Regions from separate parts of the Mus musculus genome. Here region 1 is linked to region 2. The links are chromatin loops, found by intact Hi-C in ENCODE. Cell type or tissue: heart. All regions are shown on one strand. Links, peaks and the distances in the headings refer to the core of each region. The heading gives the core; the rest is flanking DNA.

Region 1 (10,466 bases), core at 4,121-6,620, 67 kb after region 2:
CTGTGACAGCTGAGTGTAGTGCCAGGCAGGAGTCTGAGGCCGCCCACTGAGTAGTACTTCCTGGCATACGGCTGCCTTAGATGGTGCCCGGGAAGAAATTAGAACCAGGACCTTCCAGTCTACAGCAGTCTAGCCATAGAAACGGCCAAGCCCCAGCAGGGCCAAGTATGCGGTTTTCATCACCCCACTCGGAGCCAGGCAGGGAAGGGCTCAGCGAGGACCTCTTCCACCTCTCATCAAGTTCCCCTCCCCCAGGCTGTTCTCTCTGCACATCCCAGTGCCACCCAAGGTTTTCCTGTCCATGGTGTACAAGTTTGAAGGCTCAACAGATGTCCAGGTGGCTTTGGAGCTCACAACAGGGGATGCCAGCAGCTGTCATGTGGGTGGCATGTTGGTGTTAAATGGTGAGAGGCTGGGCGACTTCATGGAAGAGAGGTGGCTGGCTCTGGGTGGAGCTGCTGTGGGCAGGGCTGCTATGGGCAGGTCTGGGCAGGTCCCACCTTGGGTGCAATCTGTAGTTTGTGGTTATTACCTGCATATAGAGACTTGCTAAGCCTAAGCTGTCCTCTGTGACCCTGCTAAGCGGCGTGGTCTTCTGGGCAGGTTGGGTGCAGGTCTCCTCCTCTCTGGGACACTGAGGTGTTCACATTAAAAGGTTATGGAGATGGCAAGTTGGGAGAAGCCAAGATGAGTGAATCTAGCCAGTAAAATACATGCACCCCCACTAGTCCTCCAAAGCTTTTTCTCCGTGGTGCCCAAGAGTCTGTTCCACCAGGGATCTTACCTAGACACCCACCCCATCACTGCCCAGCCAAGAGTCTTACCTAGACACCCCGCCTCCCACTGCCCCATAGGTGTCTTACGTAGACATCCTTCCCTGCCACATCCTGCCCCTCTTGGGTTTTCCTGTGGGATTCTCCTTTCTGAAGCCCATGTCTTCCAGCAGAAACTGGCTCACGGCACAGCCCCAGACCCCTCCGGGTACCCCCCACCAGGCTGGCCAGATGGGCCAGCAGTTGTGGCCAGCAGCTCAGTGGGGGCTGGATTCAACGGTGAGTCCCTCTCCTGGCAAGTCCCATAAGGCATTGAGCACATATCGGGGAACTTAGAGTCTGCACTGAGAAATCCTAGAAGAGAGAGCAGGGGAGGCCTGGGTTTGACCCTCCAGGGTTTGGTAAGAGTGAGACAAGGACACTCCTTGCAGGCACCTGCTGTAATCCTGGGCCCTGTGACCTGGGGTACCCCTGGGATGCTTCCCCTTCATGCTGTGGCTAGGGCCCTCGCCCAGCCAGCTTGTGAGCAGCCTGGGTGCTCTTTCAGCTGCTATGAGGTAAACCTTCGTGGGTGCCTGCTCCAGGACCTCTTGGTGAGCTTCTCACGGCCGCCAGGCAGCCGGGAGGAGGAGAGCTTCATTTGTCGCCTTGGAGAGATCCAGGTATGTATGTGGGAGAAAGGATGGATGGGAGGGTGTCTGGGCCCCTAGGGAGGACTGGGTGGAAGAGGGATAGATGGAGCACTGAGGAGTAGGTGTGAGGGGATGTCCTTTATCCCTGGGCACCCAGCCAGGTGAACCTTCTCTCTCTTACCAGGTGGTTGATGCCAGCAGCCTTCTGGCCCCTCTGCCCCGGGTGCAGAATGTCACCATTTCTCAGATACGATGGCTTCCTCTGATCACCGGGTCTGAGGGCCTCCCTACCCGGCTCCTCCTCAGCTGCACCCTGCACTGGTCCTACCTGCTGCTCCGAGCCCGCTGCTTCCGCATTCACTGCTGGAAACGGACAGGAAGCAGCAGCTCTGTGGCAGAGTCCCCAGAGACAGAGAAGCCCACGTTCCTGGGCCTGGCTTTCGCCAACCAGTACCGTGTGGTGGACTTGGCTGTGGAGGCTGCTGGATTTGGGCAGGATGGTCGTGTGGAGTTCCTGGTGGAGCCTGTCCCCAGGGAGGGTTTCCTGGTGCCCCAGGCTGAGTGGGGAAAGGCGGTCCTGCTCTTCTCGGTCCCTCAGTGAGCCCGCTCCAGAGCACAGCGTCTCCTCGCCCACCTCAAGACTCGAGGTTTCCTCTTGGCCAGCCGCCCAAGGCTGCGTGGACTGCCGAGGACAGCCGGATCCCCAGGAGATGAGGTCTCCAGGTTCTGGCTGTGACTCAGGAAGCTGTGCCCCACGGGTGCTAGGCGAGTTCCCCTTCCACAGTGCTCTCCGTGGGATGTGGTTCTCAAGGAAGGAGGAGAAAGTTTGAGGTTTCTTCCGGAAAATTCCATAAAGGCTGTTTCTCCGAGGCTGAAAAGGTGCTTCTTTTGAGAATGGCGGCCATTTATCCTGTAGCTTTGACAATCAGAGGCAAACGGCACGGGTGGCAGGCAGTAAGGATCCCTGAAGACTGAGAGGATAGTCAGGGGAGGAGTGGGAGTCAGGGTTGCTCACGGAGTAGCTGGAGTGGTGCTCCCCAGGACCAGGAGCACCATCAGGTGGCTCCTGGCACCACACCCCCACCTGTATAAGGTGGGCCAGTCACATGTCACACTTCAGACTAACTGTATGGATGGTGGCTCTGGCAGCTGAATGTCCCAGAGAAGCCCAAATTCCTCACCTGTGTGATATGAGGGTGCTAACCACCATCTCATGTCCCTCAAGAGGCAGGTGAGCCCCGCCTGCTTCCAGGTACAGTGGCATCCTTAGCTGTACCGAAGCCCTGTTGACACTAGGCTGCGTGGGAACTTCCTGCTGTGTGACTGCAACCTGGGTGATGACCCCACCACTTTCCCCCCGCCTCTCCCAGTGCTTCGTGCTCAGGGCACAGTGGAACTCTCATCCTTTCTGTGTTCCAAATGTGACCCTCTTTGACACAGCTCTGTGGTCTGACCTGTGGCCCTCATGCTGTAGTATGGGGAGAGGCCGCAAGATGGCAGAGCAGCCTGTTGCCATCTTCCATGGTGTAGGGACTGAATGGATGGGGTTTCCTCAGATTCCTGAGTGTGGGGCAAGGAGAGAGGCTCCTGCCTGCATGGGCTGAGCGCTGCCCTGTCACCCCCATCTTCCTTAATTTCCTGGGCACCCTGTTCCTCTTGAGTGAAGTATAAGGGTGAGGACCTAGAACCTGAGATTGGGAAATTCTGCACTGTTCCATGTGGTTCTACCAGCTCTCACATAGACAGGGTGCAGGGCAGGGCCTCTGGTAAAGCCCAGGCTACTACTGTACTCTGGCATGGCTCTGCCAACCTTGTACGGGATTGGGGTAGGGAGAGTACCTGGAGCTGTGCTGGCCTCCCTCTGGTTTGTCGTCCAGAATCTGCCCCGGGAGCCTTGGCTCACCCATGCCCAGCCAGGGTTCTGTGTGACTGGAGTGGAATCTGTGGGGAGCAGAGTGGCTGGCTGGCTCTGGGCAGGGCAGCAATTTCTGAATGCCCTGCTTCCCCGTGGTACAGAGTATGCTTTTAAAAGTGCTGGTTCCTTCAAATATTTTATGCAGAGAAGGAGAGAAAATTTATAGTGGCAATTATTCCCTCACAGTCTGGTGAGCAAGCAATTAGAAGGAAGGGGGCTTAGCGGAGCCACGGCGTGAGGTAGAGCAGCGCAACCTCACTTCCCAGGAGCACGGCCCCCAGTCCCGGCAACGCTGGCTCCTGCGCAGGAAAATTAATCTGCCGGCATTTAAGCCTAGGCCCCTCTGGTGGATATAATCGCTCAGAAATAAATTATCCAATGTGAAAAATGAGATGTTGAGTCTTGTGTGATCCAGCTCTGAAGCCTTGGGGTTGGACTCTGCGTCTGGACCCCGTGCAGACCTCAGCCCTTTCCTCCCAGTTCCTCTCCCTCCCTCCCTCTTTCCTGATTCCATCAGAAGGAGTGTCCTTGTCTGTCTCACTGTCCCGGGACGCAAGAAGCTGGTGTTGCAGTGGTCACCTTGAAATGAGTGTAGGGTCACACAGCTCAAGGCATCCACACCACAGTGGCCTCCCTCCCTGAACACCATGGCTATGGAATGTCCAGCATGCCTCTGCTTCTTTAGGTGTGACTTGTCGCAGAAGCCACAGGGACATTCTGTTCCACTAGCCTGTCTTAGGCTGGGGTGCACCAGGCCAACTTGAATAAGGGGCTCAGAATTCCCTCATTTATTTGCCCTATTTATTTGGTGTACAGTCTCCCCATTACCTCCTGAGAGGAAAAAAACCTGCCTATCTAAGGGCTGGGCCCTGAATCCCATTCCTTGGGTGCCCCATCACCCCTCTGTGTCGGGAGCCGCTAAATCGGAAAGAGCTTTCCTGGTTTGAAGAAAGAAATCTTTATTAATCTTAATAATAATACTGTTAATTTGAATGGTCACACCGTGGAAGCATACAGAATGGTAAGAAAGGAAGCCTGGGGCTCGGCTGCAGTCCTGGGAGGGGCTGCGGGAAAAGGGTCCGAAACAGCAGAAGGCAAGGGGCTCCGTACAGAGGACAGAGCCAGAGGCAGGCGCGGGGCTATGTACATCAGGAATAGAAAAGGAGGGTTCCGTTTCCATAGCTTCTGTGGCTGATGCTGGATAGAAAGTGAGGTGATTTATTTTGAGGTGTCATGAGACAGTGGTGCCGCGTCGGGAGCCTTGGTTTCTGTTAATTTTTTTTTTTTTTTCTTTTTTGCTGTTAACCCTACTCCACCTATCCCTGCCTTGCCCAGGGGCTTCTTGATACCTCTTCCCTGTTCCATCCACTGGGCCTGCTGCTTTCCCGTGACTCCCACACTTTACCTGCCCAGGGAGCAAACGGGCTGCAGCCCAGCCGGCCTTCCCCGTGGCAGGGCCAGCCCAGACCTTCCCCATCCCTTGCCTTTCCCATGGGTCCTGTTCTGACTGCGGCCCTCCAGACCCACAGCACCTTGACTCCCAACATCTAGGTGCAGCCCAGGGCTGGCCCGTCTCAATCCCCACTCCCCAGCAGAACGGAGCCTACAGAAGGGAGTGGAAAGGAGGGCTGGGTCCTAGAAGACAGCTGAGGCTGGCCTTCAAGCCCACGGAGCCTCCTTCAGGGAGGCTGCCACGACAAACAACCCTGTGCCCGAGGGCCCACCTGTCCACGTTCACAGCGTGAGGACTGGGTCCTCGCTGGCTGGGCTTTCTTTGTTCTTTGTAGCCGGAAGCTTTCTCACATAGGGGAGCGGAGCATGGGGTGCCCCAGAGTTCTGGAGCCGTGTCAGCCCTTTGCATTGGGAGTTGGAACCCAGGGCGGCTGGTTGGATAGCTGACGGCACTGGCAGCAACATTCAATGAGGCCAGGCTGCAGACCTGGGATGAGTGATAAGCCGCTGGCCCCTAACTGCTCCAGCCCCTTCAGGGCTCAGCAGGCAATAGCCCAAGTCAGCTGGCCGCTCCTTCTCAGGGGCCTGGTCCACCCTAGGAACCCCCTGTCTGGGGAGCAGGGTGGGAAAGGAAGACTGGATAGATACCGGAGCCCCCCGCCCCACACCCACTGGCCACGTTCCCCCTCCAGGTCTTCCCCAGTGTCTGGCCGCGTCCCCACTACACCGCCAGCCAGGCAAAGCCACTCTCCGGCGCCCCCTGGGGGACGAGCTCCCTCGATGCGGGTGTACGCCAGACGTGGACTTGGACTTGGTTGGATGCCTCTTGGTTTGGTTGGTATTTGTTGTTGTTGCTGTTGTTGCTTGGATCTTAACATCTTTTTTTGTTTTGTTTTTTGTTTTGTGATTTTTTTTGTTTTTTTGTTTTTGCCCTTCATGGTCCGAGAAGGAGACGGTGGAAGGTTTCACTACAACAGAAACAGAAATGAGGGCTTGCGGTTTCCGAGCGTCGGCTGCAGCATGCAGGGCCACCGTGCTTGTGGTCTGGGGTCCGACCTGAAGCCACACTTCCCCTAAACCTGCCCTGAGGCCACACACCCCCCCAATCCTACCCATACCCCCACCACAGCTTCTGGGACCACACCACAAGCTAGACCTAGAGTAGACCATCTCATAGCAATGGGCAGGGCTCAGAGTGGGTAGCGGGCATGGTGTATGGTGGAGGAGATGGGGTTTGATGGGACTTACAGCTTTGGTCACTTTGTGGCCCTGAACCCCCAGAGTGGAGGGATTAACATCTGCTAGTTCTCTAGGCTTTCAGCCTGACTTCAGGGACTCTAGGCAGTGGAGCTAGGTGGGTCCCCACAGGCCACAGAGGCACACACATGCTAACTGAGGCTTGGGTGGCTGCAGGGAGACCAGAGGAAGGAAGGTGATACTGTGTCCCAGGCCTGACTACTGGAACCCTGGCCTTTCCTGGTATGGACCGCTACAAAAGGGGATGGGTGGGGTGGCTCTGTAGGTCAAGAACAAATGGTCCCAGAGCCATCAGCTCCAGGAGCCTGAGGGTGGTCAGGCTCAGGGAGGGTCTCTAGGTCCACAGGCAATACAGGGTAACCTTGGGGCAGGGACATTTCCGTGTCTGTAAGGAATCCCAGAGCCAGGGTGGCCACGGCAGTATTGCACACAGAACAGTGTGCTGTGACTACTTGGACAGGAAGATGGTTAGTAAACTTTAATAGAAACGATAACTTCGGCTGAGTGGAAGTCCAGAGAGGGCATGCAGTTACTCTTGACAGTCTCTGTGAAAGGTGGGTGGAAGTCCCTCCCACTGGGAGGACCCCACTGACTAGGCCTGGAACTCCTCTGTCAGCCAGCAAACCCGGGATGGCCAGACCTGCCGGAGCTGACTGAGGTGGCTCTGAGGGAGGCTTGGCCTGGCACTTCTGGAGCCCTGAGGGGCCGTGGTGCCCTGAGGCATGGGCATGGCCCTGGCAGGGCACCTTGCCGTCCCCCTGGCCTGGCTCCCGCTGTATGCATACCGTACCTGGAGTGGCTCGTACAACAACGTCAAGATAGGAAACCAAGGTTCAGACATACAGGAAAACCAGGGTCAGAGACACACACACCAGCATGGGTGGGGTGGGGAGACCAGCTGGCTGGAGGTAAAAATCTATGGACTTTAGAGTCGCAGAGAGTCAGCTCGCTGGTCGCTGACTGGGAGGGGCGCACTGTCCTCCGGGCGGTTGTGCCTGGTGTTGGGACTGTAGGGTTTGGTTTGGAATAAGCTGTAGTGTGAATGCTGTGAGGGGGTCTCTTGCTAGTAGGGGGTGAAGCGGCTGTACCCTCCTCGGCAGAGGCTAGCCTGCAACATCAAAGATGAAAAACAGCCAATCAGTACCAGCTTTTGGCATCGGGAGGAAAAAATCAAAAAGAAAAAAAAATAAGGAAAAAAGAAAGAAAAAGAAAGAAAGAAAGAAAAAGAAATAGCTAAATCCCGATTTCTTTCCCCCAACGGTAGGTATTTCTTTGGGAAGAGTGGGCTTCAGGTTGTCATGGCAACCCAAGGGCCTAGTCCCTCTGTGGTGGTGGTCTGGGGGCTGGGAGGGATACTCCTTTCTTGCAGACTTTTATACTGTCTCTGTGCCACTTCTTGGGACTTCTGTTGAGCCCACCGTGCCCTCTGGTGGAGGGCATCTAAATGTGTGATCTCTTCACGCCTGCGGGGTAAGTCAGGACCATCCTGACAGGGTTCCTAGACCGAAGCTCTGGAGTCACTAAAGCCTGAGAGGCACAGCTGCTCGGCACAGCTCCTGCCCTGCATCTGAGCCTCCCAGGGCTTCCTAGGTTCGCTCTGTGTTCTGCCAGAGAGGTTTCTGTGGAGTCTCCCATCCACCCACAGCCCCAGGTTTTGCAGGAAATGGGGGAAAAATAGCAAATACAGGAGGGAAAAGTTGGAGAAAGCCCCCAAAGCATTAAAAATGAAATAAATGGGAAACAAGAGGGCCTGGGAGCCAGCGGCAGCGTTCAGCTAGCAGCTGTCTGGAGGCTGAGCTCTGCAGGCCATCTGGGTCTTCAGGGCCCGGTCCCTGGTCTCTTCCTGTATGGCTGTATCCTGTATCGCTAGAGACCCTATAGGCCTGCTCAGGACGACTGGGCCTTTTTAAAAATCAACAAAGACAAAAATTCCAAGGGAGGTAGAAAAAAAAAATCCATGCTGCCTCTCCATCCACCCTCTCTCTCTTTATGTCCCCCCTCCCCCAATGTTTTCATCTTTGATGCTGGATGCCAAGCTAAAAACACACAACATCCCTGGGAATGTAGGCGGCACAGGAAGTAGGTGTTCACTGGACACAGACTGGGGCACAGAGGGGCTGGGCTGTGTTTACGTCTGGGCACACACACATATACACACACACACACACACACAGACACACCAACCCACCAACTCCCCACCCTGCTGGGGGCCATATCCTCAGTGTCCCAGGGCAGGCTGGGAAGAGAGTTTGGTGAGAGAGAGAGTTCCTGTATTTTAGTCCCCTGCCAAGTGAGAATGGAACCTTGAGGGGTTAACCTCAGGCACTTCACCAGGAGGAATGGGTTACATCTGCCCAAACTGCCAGGCCCTGCCGGGAGGAAAGGCTATGACTGATTTCCTTTGCTTTCCTGATACTGGGAATGGAGGAGCCTTGACAGGACCGTGGTCATTATGCTTTGTAGAGGTGTGGTCATTGTGGAGGGTTGGTCCCTCCCTCTCAATAGTTCTTTCCAAGTCTCTAGAACTAGGCACTGGCTAGAGGTCTCAGCCTCTCCCTGCAGCCTCACCCCGCCCATTACAGGATGGATCTTCTCCTCATTCCTGGCAGCTCTTCTTACCATGGTTCCGATGCTGTAGGTTGCTGTGGGGCCGATGGTGTGATGGTAAGGATCAGCAGCGGCATAGACTCTACCATAACTAGGGAAGAGCGGGGAGGGGGTTCGGGAGAGGAGCCGCTGAGGCAGGAACCAGCTGACCAGCCTTCCCAGACCAGCCTCCTCCCCCATGAGATCCTCTCAGTTGCCTGACCTTCCTTCCTGTTTAGAAGGAAGACTTAGCAGACTACCCCTTCGTTAGGAGGGCAATGTGTTCTGCTTGGTGACACGGGGAGGGACTGGCGTTCTTAGCAAGTTTGTTTGACTCTGCCCCCAGCAAGACCTTGGGCTAAGAGCTGGGGAAAATGTTTGAAAGGAGAGAGAGATGGAGGTGGGGACCAGGAACATTATGACCCAAGAGTTGGCACTCTGTTCCAGGTGACCTTCTCTGCTCACTTAATCTGTGCTGTGACAAGTTCTTAGAGGACAGGCCTGGGTCGTGCATGCCTTGTACATTTTATGAGGTGGCGTAACAAACTGTAGGAGGGCATGGTTTGGAAGGTCCCACCAACTACTGGAGGGCTCTAACAGCTCCCAGGCTACCAGGGCACTTGGACAAGTGTGACAGCTTCCGTAGGCAGATATGGCCCAAACAGGAACTCTGAAGCTAAAGGCACTAGGCTCAGCCTCCATCGAGGACTGGCTCCTGAACAAAGCAAGCCGGCACAGATCTAGTTCTGGGCACGTTCACAGCTGGGTGGAGGAACGGCTGGGTGCTCCCAGATACATAAACTGGACCTTCTCCAGAGGCCAAATGGAGGTGCCCAATTGCTTTCCTTGTAAGGGGACCTGAGAATTGTTAAACCTCTCTTGAGAATCAGGTGTTAGCTGCTCCCTGAGCTAGAAGGAAGTGACCAATCAGGGGCTCACGGGCTCGTGGCTCTTTGAGCTCAGTCTGGATTAGTTTCCCTTCCAGACCCTGCTCTCGCCAGACACAGGCATCCACAGGTCCTGTGTGGGCTTCCTGTCTGCCTGGACTCACCCTCCAAAGCCCACCACAACCCCCGTGTAGCCTGCTGCTCTTAGCCTTACCTGTCACTGTAGGCTGCTGCGGTGGCGGCTGCTGGCTGAGCATATCTGTAAGCTGCATAGCCTCCCTGCAGGGGAGGTGGGAAGGAGAGATGGCAGATGGATTTAGTGAGGCTCGCTGTTGCTGAAGCAGAGGCAGAGAAACTGGAGAACATAGACCCAGCAGGGCCAGGCTCTCAGGAGGGGCTGCAGACCTCTTCAGGCCTCCTGGGCCTGACCTTGCACTCCCACCTTGGCATGGGGTGGCTTAGGTGATTCTGGCCTGAGAACCTGGACTGTGGATCTGATTGGGAGGTCTGAGGACTTCACTATTTAAGATGAGGTAGGGTTGTCCCTTCCTTCCTTCCTTCCTTCCTTCCTTCCTTCCTTCCTTCCTTCCTTCCTTCTTTCCTTCCTTCCTCCCTCACCATTTGTAATTTCAGTGCATACCAATGGGCAGTGATTGTATCTCTGGCTGCATCCTGGTCCTGGCACACGCTGAGTGGGCCCCGCCGACCCACCCACACAGACCAGCTACAGCTTGAATGCTGATAGTTATAGGAAACCCTCTGGTGACTCTGGACAGTCTGGAATACCAGGAAGGATGAAGGGGGCCTGGAAGGGATTGGTTCAGATAATGCCTTAGCCTTGGACAGAGGGTCCTTAGCTACAGAGAGATGCCCAGGGCCCAGACACAGCCAGGGTCGTTCTGTGGGAGTTCAGAGCCACAGAAAGTGATGAGCACAATTTTAAAGGGAGAGCGAGGCACAGAGC
Region 2 (10,466 bases), core at 3,272-5,771:
CCGCCCCGCCGCGCGCTCCCGGCAGTCTCTGTTCTGCGCCTGCGCCTCACTCTGGCCGCGCGCTCCCGGCAGCCTCTGCTCTAAGTGTCTTCCTGCGCCGCACTCTCGGTTGCCTACAGCCACGTCTTCCCGGCAGCCTTTGCTCTATGTGTCTTCCTCTACTCGCCCACCCAGTCTCTGCTCTGCGCCTGCGCACTGAGCGCCGGGCTGCTGGGAATCGTAGTTTTTCGCTTGAGCTTGTAATTGAGGCGCGGAAATCCAGCAAAGGAGTTGTCTGTCGTTCCCCAGTTAAGCTTCAGGGTTCTTTGCCTGGTCCCCCCGACCTTCGTCTCAGGAAGTTTAGAAGTTAGGACTCCTCTCTGCCGCCCTAGTCCTCAGACCCTCTTCTGAGCAGTTCCAGCTGGTCATAGCCAATGCTGACCAGATTCCACAGCAGGACCAGAGGATGGTGGTGTGTTCCCGCCGCCGACTGTAGTCAATAGCCCTTACAAACGGAGGACCCCGGTTCATCTTTTCCCAGCCTGCCTTGCCCTGAGCTCTGTGCTGTGTGATACCGGCTCAGTCCTAGACAGTGGTGGCATGTAAGGACTTTAAGAGGCCCTCATCAACCATGGAGAGAGTCAGCCCTGCCTCCTGACTTCAGCCTCATCCCTGAGTCTCCCAAAAGCCTTCTGGGAAGTAACCGATGCACAGTTGGGACGAATTCAAAATATGTAACCCAACACGGTGAAAAACAACCCTTTCTTCCACCCCTTTTTGTCCTCTGGGACATACACTAACTAACGTTAGAATATATACTAAATTACATGTGAAAAATAGAAATGTGCTGGGTTCCCTCTTCTGTGCTTGGGTTGGCAGGCCATCTTTCTTGAATTCTCTGATGTTCGTGTCAGACCAAACCAAGTCCCAATCAGCCACCTTCTATTTGTTACAGCTTCTCCACTCGGAATAGCAGATTGCTCGTAGGATTTTTAAAGCACTCTAGGTATTCCTTCCAATTCCCAGCTCCTCTCCTTACACCTGCAACGGGAGGCATGGTCCCGAATACTGTGCTCATCTTTCTCAAGCCTTCCTTTGCAGACAACACATAGCTGTGCAACTCTAAATAATACATTGCTCAGTTCTGCCCAGCTTAACCTTTATGAGAGATGGCAGAGTCGGTGTTCCAGGGGCGCGCGCGCGCGCGCGCGCACACACACACACACACATACACACACACACAGAGAGAGAGAGAGAGAGAGAGAGAGAGAGAGAGAGAGAGAGAGAGAGAGAGAACACGCATCTGTGTGGGTTTATATATTCACAGGTGCACTTGCGTTCCCCTAGAGGCCAGAGGACAACCTCGGTTTCTGGATGGCCTGGAACTGGCTGAGTAGGCTAGCCTGGCTGGCCACTGAGCCCCAGTGAGTCCCAGGAAGCTCTAGTACCCCTTGCACCAGGATTGCAACACCACACCCATCATTTTCGTAACATGATTTCTGGGCAGTGGATTCACCTCTGTGCTTGCAAGTCTATCACTTTGCCAGCTGAGTTTTCTTCTCAGCCCTGTCATATCTTTTAGACGGTGTGCAATTCTTTTGTAGCTATGGTAATATCTCTTTAAGAAGAAATCCATCCCTTCCGTATTGCTATTGTGCAATACTAACCTTATCCGAATGATGTTTCCATAGGCACACAGGTCTGTTTAGGAGATGTTGGGTTGCATTGATACTTTTGTTACCAGCTTCAACACTTCTTTCTCATCATCTCGTTGCAAGCTTCAGAAGTTGAATGACACAGTCCTGCAACTACCCAGCAACTGACCTTTAGGGACCTTGAATAGAATTACTCCTGTAGAGTCAGGAGACCAATGAGGTTTTTTACCATATACAGTCTTCTACCCAAGACCATAGGGAAGCTATTTAATTCCACCCTAAAACATTCTTTTGGAATACCTAAAATCTCACATTTCAACAATACTTCAGGGAATATCCTTGTGTTATTAAAGCACAACTATAAAATGTACCTAGGATAAATTCCTAGAAGAAAACCTACTGGCCCAAAGTACGTGTTCATGCAGGAGTGAGTACATGTCCTCCAGAGCAGCAGTCTGCAGTGGCTCCATGGCTAAGAAAAGCCAGAAGATCTGCATTCTTCTTTGCATTATGGGAGACGCTGTCATAGCTGCCACAGGATCGGAAAAGTACCTGAACTTCCTCACCCTCCATGGAGTAGCCTACACTCTAGTAACAAAATGCAGGCAGCGAGAGAATAGCACATCATATTCACAAAATCTCTGTTTAAGAAATGAGAACCTTCAAAATCCAGAGAATCCCGGGAAACACGTGGCTCAAGCTGTCTTCAAACTAGCTATACATCTGAGGATGACCCCAGAACTGATACTCCAACCTTCCGAGTGTCTGGGATTACAGGTGTGCACCATCACACCTGGTCTGTGTGGTGAATGGCTGGAGGATGGCGCCCAGGGCTTTGGCATGCTCAGCACACATTCTACCAGTTGAACTCCAGCTCTAGCCTGGGAACATTATTTTAATGCTTGGATTTGATGAAGAAGGAACTGCATATATAAACATGATTGGACAAAAGGAATGTGACCTAATGGGATTAGGATGAGTGGGAGGATCTAGTGGGAGGACCTAGTGGGAGGATCTAGTGGGAGGATTTAGTGGGGGACCTAGTGGGAGGATTTAGTGGGGGACCTAGTGGGAGGACCTAATGGGAGGATCTGATGGGAGGACCCACTGGGAGGACTTAGTGGCGGGGGGGGGGTAGGGGGCTGGTGAGAGGATCTAGTGGGAGGAACTGGCAGGAATGTTTGCTTGGTGTCTCCTTGGCCCTTTGCAGCAACATTGGCCAGGTGGGGAACAAGACTCCTTCTGGCTTGAAGTTCATGTGGGATATCACCAAACAAGATGGGTCAGAAGACTTTTCAAAAATATGTAAACTTCCTCTTTTAAGAAAGACTTCTGGGGGCTGGAGAGATGGCTCAGTGGTTAAGAGCACTGACTGTTCTTCCAGAGATCCTGAGTTCAATTCCTAGCAACCACATGGTGGCTCACAACCATCTGTAATGGGATCTAGTGCCTCCTTCTGGTGTGTTTGAAGATAGTTACAGTGTACTCATGTAAATAAAATAAATATATATATATTTTTAAAGAACAACTTCTTCCTTTGGTTTTGTGTCTGATTGTTTTGCCCTTATGCATATTCACCGTGTGCTTGACTGGTGCATGGAGGTCGAAGCGGGAGTAGGATCCCATGGAACTCGAACTACGGATGGCTGTGAGTCTCCATGTGGGCACTGGGAATCCAACCTGGGTCCTCTGCAGGTTTAGCAAGTGCTCGTAACTCCTGGGCTATCTCTTCAGTCCTACAGAAAAAAAAAGCCTTAAAAAAAAAAAGAATGTTTTATGCATTGCTTGACAATGTCATACATGTCTACAATGTATCTTGATCATATTCACTTCCAGCTCCCCCCTCCTCTTAGTGCTACCTGCTGGGAAGTCGACTGACCTTCCCAGATTGATCCTGTGGGTAACCATAACTGTCGTGCCCTATCGAGAAGACAGCAGCTTACAGCGGCACTCCTCCCATTCTCCACCTCCTCTTCCACAATTCCCTGAGCTTTGTGTGGAGTGCGGTTGAAACAGATCGCCCATCTAAGGCTGAGTACCTAACAGCCACTCACTCTCTGTACTTTGTAGGTCGGAGAACTTCTTCGATAGCCAGCTTCTGCACAGAGAGGTGGGAAAGCTTCTATGTTGTTTCTGGATTTCGTGGCAGGATTTCTGGGACAGGGGTTCTACTTTCTATGGGGAAAGAGGAGTAGAGACAGGAGAGCTGAAGAAGGTTGAGAGAGGTTTTGCTTCTAAGGGTCTCTCCGTCGCTCCTCATTCAGCCCGGAGGACTTCACACCATTCCTTGAGGTATCATGGTCTGTGCCCCAGCATCTCTGCCACATTCAGAACACCTTGGACTAGAGGTAGTGAGGACATGAAGAAAGGACAGACACAGACACACATACAGAAAAGCTCGTGTGCTGTGTGCACTCAGATGGAATGGAATCAATAACTACATCAAGCCAGGACCTCAAGTATGTTTGTTAGCTACAGCACAGGGACACGTTACCTAGTCTCTGTGGGAGGAGTCTGTAGGCCAGCCGTCTCTGCAGAAGGAAGCAGCGGCTGCTAGTTTCTGTATGCACTTGTCAAACACTTGCACTTGGACGTCAGGATGGGTCTGGGCCTTGGGGTCCCTGACAGCCATGCCCATGTCAACAGTACACCTCCACTCAGGCCTCCACTCAATCAGGGCTTCCTCTGCCCCTTACACACAGCCTTTCAGCACACTTTGTTCCTGTTGCTCTGTATAATGGTCGGTTGTCACTCTGGCCATCCCTTCTTTCAATCTCTCACAGCTCCTCCTAGTTAAGCGCTTAGGACTGTGCCTTCCACCAGGGGGCGATGTCACTTTATTTATCAGGTTAAGATAATTACATCAGGGTCGTTTCAAGCCTCTGTGTGAACTGACATGTTTTACCAAAACGGAGGGAGCTAGTAGAGACAGAGAAACTGAGGCACGGGGAGGTTAAATGGCTGAATGAACATCAAGAGGCGCGTGAACGGCCACGGCCCGAGTGTGCTGACCTTGCAGAGGGACAGTCCTTACTTACATTTCTTTCCTTCCAGCTGTGAGGTCCTGTACCAGCCCTTAAGCTGCCAATCCTGAGCTCCACCTGCCTAGGCCTCCCAGAAAACAGGCAGCGCCCGACAGGAGCCATGAGCTCGGGCCCGTGGCCAGGACTAGTCTGGATGCCAGGTTTCCTTTCCCGTTTCAGCAACTTCTGTGGATCTCTGAGCGGTTCCCCCATCCCCCTCTTGGCAGTGGAGCACCACCCATGGAAGCCTGCCTGCAGAATGGAATTCAAAAGTTTGCAAAGCCAGCCTTTGCCTGTGGGATAGCCGGGCAGACGAGCCCAGAATAGCCGGCTTGGCAGAATGTTAGGGCCCCAGTGGGAGAAGACATGGGGCTGCTAATGACATGCTGTGCTCACTGGGGACCCAGTGTCTCTCTACAGCAGCCCAGGTCTCACAGCCCTTTCCCCAAACCAGAGAACAGCAGCAGGAATGATGTCACCAGGGAGAAGGAAAGAATTGCCCAGCCGGGACTGGGGAGACGCCTCAGCAGGGTGCAAGAGCACCTGCTGGACAAGCTTGGGGATGGAGATCTCAAAGGTAATCGGGTGAGGAGTGACCAACACGCACACACGCGCACACACACACATGCACACACATGCACACACACACACACACACACACACACACACTCACACACACAGACCAAAAAACATCAAACAGATACACCACATACACACATATATACACAAAAGCAAATAAATATAGCACTACAATATGTCGGGGCAGAGCATGCCCCTGTGGTAGGCTGCAGGGAGGGATGCTCCACCGTCTCTCGTGCTCTTCTCCCAGGAGCTGCCCTGGTCTGAGGAGAGAGAGCCGGTTGGGAATATGGAGGAAGCCTTTGTTGCTTGGCCCAGACACCCTTGTGTAGGTGCAGTAGCTAGGGAATTTGGGGCAGACATAGCTTACTTTGGAACTTGACAGGGAGACCCTGGAGCGGCGCTTGGTCTTGACATCTGTCCCATGTTCTCAGGATGATGACCTCTGACCCAGGCTGTGCTGATCTAGGCTCTGCTGACCCAGGCTCCACTGACCCGGGCTCTGAGTCATCTTGGGCTTCATTTGTTATGTTTTGCTTCGCCATGACCCTTGCCTGAGCCCCAGAGGGACAGCTTGAGCTAAGTGGGAAACATTCAGGTTCTGGCCGCTTGGGGTGCTTGTGGCAGTGATGGAAGGAGACCGGGAGATCTGCAAAGCATTCTCCGCCTTGCTGAATTTCCTGTCTTTCTTACAGTTTCAAAGCAGAAATGAAATTGACGACAAAGGGTTTTAGGGCCTGACAGCTGTCCAGCTCAGTGACACATAAATTCTCTTACTCCTTAGCCTTTTCGACCTGGCCCTTGTGAGTCTCTTTGGCTGTTTGCCTGCTAGATCGGGTTGTGGTTGGTGAGGGATGACACCTCTCAGACACACTCCATTCCTAATCCCATCCTGTAGAATTCTCCATGCCTCCGAGCCTTCTGACTCAGGCACCATGGGTCGTGCCCAAGGCTCCCTTTGCTGTGTTTAGTATCAAGCTGCTCCTCTCCCAGTCTCTACCTCAAAGAAAATAAACATGTCCCAATTAAGTCTCTTGGGAGATGTGGGGGCTCGGCCTAAGAGTCTGGAAGCAGGAAGGTTATACTAGTACTTATTGATATCGTAACATGTCCTATGTACCTAAACCCTTTTATTAACCATGTGAGAAGCTTCGAGTCATGGTTGCTTATCCAAAATTCCCCAAACACACCAGGGATGGTGGTGCACATATCTAACCCCAGCAATTGGGAGGATGGGTCAGAAGGATTGGTATTAGCTGAGAGCCAGCCTGGGTTACTGGGTTACTGAGGCTCTGCCACAGAGGAAAAATCAGAAAGAAGAATGGGGAGATGGCACACACACACACACACACACACACACACACACACGGTAATTCTGTTTGTTTGATTACTTATTGAGACAGTGTCTAACTGTGTATCTCTGGCTGGTCTTGAATTTGCTAAATAAACCAGGTTGGCCTCAAACTCACAGGGTTCCATCTATCTCTGCCTCTTAAGGGCTGGAATTGAATGCATGTACCAGCATACCTGGTTAATACATGCAACTGCAAAAGGAAACCAGAAACTAAAAACAGAAGCGAGCTAACCAAACCCCACCCCAAATCTCCCAAATACAAAACAACCTGAAGTCTTGGTCTCCCCGAGTTTGACATAAACTTAATAGTACAATGTGACTTGAACTGTCCTGAAACCACATGACCTTCATGTATTGCCCTGAAGAATGGTCAGGGCTGCTCCAGGTCCCCTGCATTAGCCGCTTTCTGGGAAATCTCCATCTCACTCTGGTTCATCTGGCCCAGTTGATTCCAGATTAGAGACACCGAGTCCAGCTTGGCTTTGTCCATGAGGCACCAATCCTGTGAGTTTGGAAACCAGTTGGGTGGATGCAGAACTTCCTGTTGGAATGAGCCAGCTGCGGAGTTGACCATCATCTGGTGAATCTCTAAACCTTTCTTCTGCTTTTGACCCCCAGGTTGGCATCTCAGAATTACATTAGAGAGTGCTGCTTTCCCAACCTCCATCCTAAATCCATCTTGGGTGTGTGTGTCCCTCTCCTGAGTCACATGCCCAACTGTATGAATCCTGCTGTACTGCTCTGAGCCAGGTTTTCACTAAGCTGAGTCTTCTGGGTGGGACCATGATAAAAAGCAATGCTGCATTCTCTCCTCACAAGATTTCCAAGACTCTTTGTTGACCCTGCAGCAGCCCTGGACAGGGGGTGTGGGGTTAAGGGTCCCTCTTGCTTCTGCTGCCTGCTCTCCCTGGCATCTCTACTGTGAAAGATGTTGGGGACAGAGAGACAAGGGACAGGCTGGGTCCATGTGCTGGGTGGGAAGCGGCATGTCACTTACAGGAATGAGGGGAATCTTGTCTTTGCCTTTTCCTATATAGATAACCAAGGATGCAATTTGCTCAGTCTTAGATATTTGCCAAGCAACAGGAACTCTCCTCAGGGCTGCTAGGTTGGGGCTGGCCACATCTCTGGTGGAACACATCTATGTATTCTTGAAGGCGTCCTTAAGTGCTCCGCCGGGTACCAGAGGGCCAGCAATGTCTTTCCTTCTCATGAGTTGGCACTTGGATTTGGAATTTCTGGAGAAGCCTGTGGGAATTCACAGACTTCTGCCTGACGTCAAATCCTCCCTCTTCTCCTTCCATCCTGGGCCATTCTGGGATTTGACGTCTGCCTTTCTATGCCCAGCCTTGGGAGGAGATGATGGGGGCACTGGCTTGCACCCCTTCTCTTCCCCTTTCGATTCTGTTGGCCCTTCTTTATGCTGGCACAGCAAAGAGTAGAAAAGTGCAGCCTGTTTGTTTTGCCTGGGCTATCCCAAACCAGCATCTCCTGCCTAGAGAGAGGAGGGAGGAAAGGAGGGGTGGGAGGGGGAGGAAGGGTGGGGAGGGGAGGCAGAGAGGGGAAGGAAAGAGGGAGGGAGAAAAAGAGGAGAGAGGAAGGGGTAAAGGGAGAAAAATGGAGAGAGGGAGAGAAGGGGAAGGGAGAAGGGGGGGAGATGGGGGGAGAGAAAGAGGGAGGAGGGAGAAAGGGGGAGAGGGAGGAGAAAAGAAAGGGGAGAGGAAGAGGGGGAGAAGGGGGGAGAGAGGGGGAGAGGGAGGGGGAGGGAGAAGGCGCTCTCAGAGTCTGATGTCACCAGGGTAGTTTCATATCTCAGTTCAGATCCTCTCTCTTTTAGAGTTGTAATAAGATCCCAGAGCAAGCTTTCTGACTCAGTGTTTGGGGATGGAGGCTAGGAGGGACTGATCTGTAGAAGCCTGGGACATGATCCCCACAGGAGGAGACTCACGAGGGCATGTGTGTAAGATTAAGGAATGTCCAGAGCAGAGTGCTGGCCCAGCACCACACTCCAGGGCTTCACTGGAGGACCTGGACCCTCCAGATGCTGCCTGCCCACCTTTGCCTCATAGGGTTCTCTAGACTCTTAGCAACTGAGTGATCCCCTTCCAATACATACTTGCATGAACACACAACCTGCCATTTTGCTACAAAGGAATCATGGATACCAAATTTACCCTCGGTCCCTGGAGTACAAGTAGCCCTGATGGCAAGGGTCTCAGATGGGACCACTGCTGGGACTCACACACCTAAATCAATGCTCCTACCACCAATTGAGATTCTCTGCCTTTTTGCAGGTCTCTGTCCTGCATGGAATATCCTCGTCCTGGGCTCACAGCCACCTTCACATCTGGAAAGACCTCTAGATAAACAGAAGCGTCCACCTCCATCCCCTTCTAGCCTGTGCCAGCTCCCTGGGGCGTCCAGAAGTAGGGACAGCCAGTCAGCCAGCCAGCCAGCCGGGCACACACACAGTTAATTCTTGGCGGCTGCTGTTTGGATAGAAAGCACTAGGAGCGGTCTAGGCTCCTCCACAACTCACATCTGGCTGGGGTTGGCGCTTTGTATTGGTCCCTCTTTCTTCCTCTCTTCCTCTACTTCTGAGAGAAACCACGTTTCCGTTTCTGGCCAAAGAGACCTTGGAGGCAGCTGAGGAGATAAAGGTGTTGGGACTGCTGTGCCTTGCACCTCCCCCTTTCCTCCTCCTTAAGTGTTTCCCCCTGGGGGACTTTTTTCTCCCTCGGGCTCTCTCTCTCTCTCTCTCTCTCTCTCTCTCTCTCTCTCTCTCTCTCTCTCTCTCTCTCTCTCTCTCTCTCTCCCTCCCTCCCTCTCTCTCTCTCTGCTTTGACACGTCTGTGCTTCCCCTCCTGACCTAGCCTAGAAGGCTCAGCCCCTGGGAGATGCTCTAAGAGACGCCTCCCCGAGAGCCCTGAGAGGCTGGAGGATTTCATTGCACAGCCGGCTCAGCTGGAAGGAGGTAGGTGGCTTGGACAGACCGGGAAGGACTCCCATGCCTCTGAGCTCCGTCTTCGTGGCTTCATCTGGGTGCCCAGGCGTGACTGAGTAGACGCTTTCTCTGGAGTGAGATGTGATGTGGACTTACAGCAAAGGGGCAGACAGAGCAGGGCAGAAGTTTTGGGGACAGCATTGAGTTATTCTTGCTAATTCCCCCTGCACAGATTGGCTGTGCAGAGAGGCAGCTTGTTGGGGCTCCCTGGAGCGTGCAGGGGGCGGGCTCTTTAGCGGGTAGGATGCTGACAGGACCAACTATGCATTCTTCCACTGTTTTGTGGGGTGTCTCTCTTTTACCCGGATGCTCTTTAGAGGGTGTGGAAGGAGAAAGAGCAGCTCTGTTCCCAGCTTGTGCCACCCCATGCCTGTCCGTATCACCTGGGACAGCTAGGATCAGGTCTGTCCCATCTGTCAGTGGTCAGCTGGAACCCCAACACTGAACAGGAAGTGTGGACTCTGGCCCCTTCTTCTAACAGCCTCGCTGTTCCTGGAGGACATCCAGTTTGGGCAGGAAAAAACAAATATCCCTTCTCCTTGGACCTTCCTGGGAAGGAAAAAAGCTGCCTATGGTGCTAAGAGTAGCCCTGAGCTAGGGCTGGCTGCAGACTCTAAGATGCCCCAGGACCTTTGTTCAGCCTGTGTCCACCTAGACTCACAAGTCTGGGCATCTCTGTGGGTGAAGATGTAACTTACAGGTTAACCTGAGTCCCACCCCATCTATTCATGCACCCACCCAGGCTGCTCCCTGCCCTGGAGAGCCTCCTCCCATCCAGCTACTCCTGGCTCCACCCTTGTCTCTGGGAAGGGTGAGAGGGAGCTGCCTCTCCGACTCCTTCTGTTCCTGTGACCTGTTTCTTGGAATGGAGA

The links. Peaks named below come from ENCODE experiments on the same cell type or tissue, not always from the same donor. Only the 100,000 strongest peaks of a DNase experiment are listed, where the experiment ranks them.
Region 1: a loop joins it to region 2, with 5 times the contacts of the local background. A loop is called at or near these places in 5 of 42 quality-filtered maps.

Annotation. Positions count from the first base shown.
Region 1 is chr11:118,485,502-118,495,967 of GRCm38, forward strand. It overlaps Rbfox3 (RNA binding protein, fox-1 homolog (C. elegans) 3), which reads right to left. Exons shown (of 15, transcript NM_001039167.1): 13 at 9,717-9,781; 14 at 8,649-8,727; 15 at 4,259-7,137. The coding sequence ends at 7,093. Engase (endo-beta-N-acetylglucosaminidase) reads left to right here. Exons shown (of 14, transcript NM_172573.3): 11 at 256-404; 12 at 947-1,052; 13 at 1,321-1,435; 14 at 1,590-3,708. The coding sequence ends at 2,006. Among named protein-coding and RNA genes, the nearest start is that of Engase, 14 kb to the left of the region's middle. In heart, for the core only: a CTCF peak has its summit at 5,542 (motif pointing left); a DNase peak (open chromatin) is centred at 5,490; H3K4me3 peaks cover 453 bases; H3K27ac peaks cover 323 bases; H3K27me3 peaks cover 1,603 bases.
Region 2 is chr11:118,419,005-118,429,470 of GRCm38, forward strand. Gm35598 (a long non-coding RNA gene) reads right to left here and starts at 9,357. Exons shown (of 3, transcript XR_880340.2): 1 at 9,130-9,357; 2 at 3,689-3,809; 3 at 3,157-3,387. Cant1 (calcium activated nucleotidase 1) reads right to left here and starts at 114. Exons shown (of 5, transcript NM_001025617.2): 1 at 1-114. It overlaps C1qtnf1 (C1q and tumor necrosis factor related protein 1), which reads left to right and starts at 9,453. Exons shown (of 4, transcript NM_001204129.1): 1 at 9,453-9,564. In heart, for the core only: a CTCF peak has its summit at 4,445 (motif pointing right); DNase peaks (open chromatin) are centred at 4,467 and 4,797; H3K4me3 peaks cover 711 bases; H3K27ac peaks cover 1,025 bases.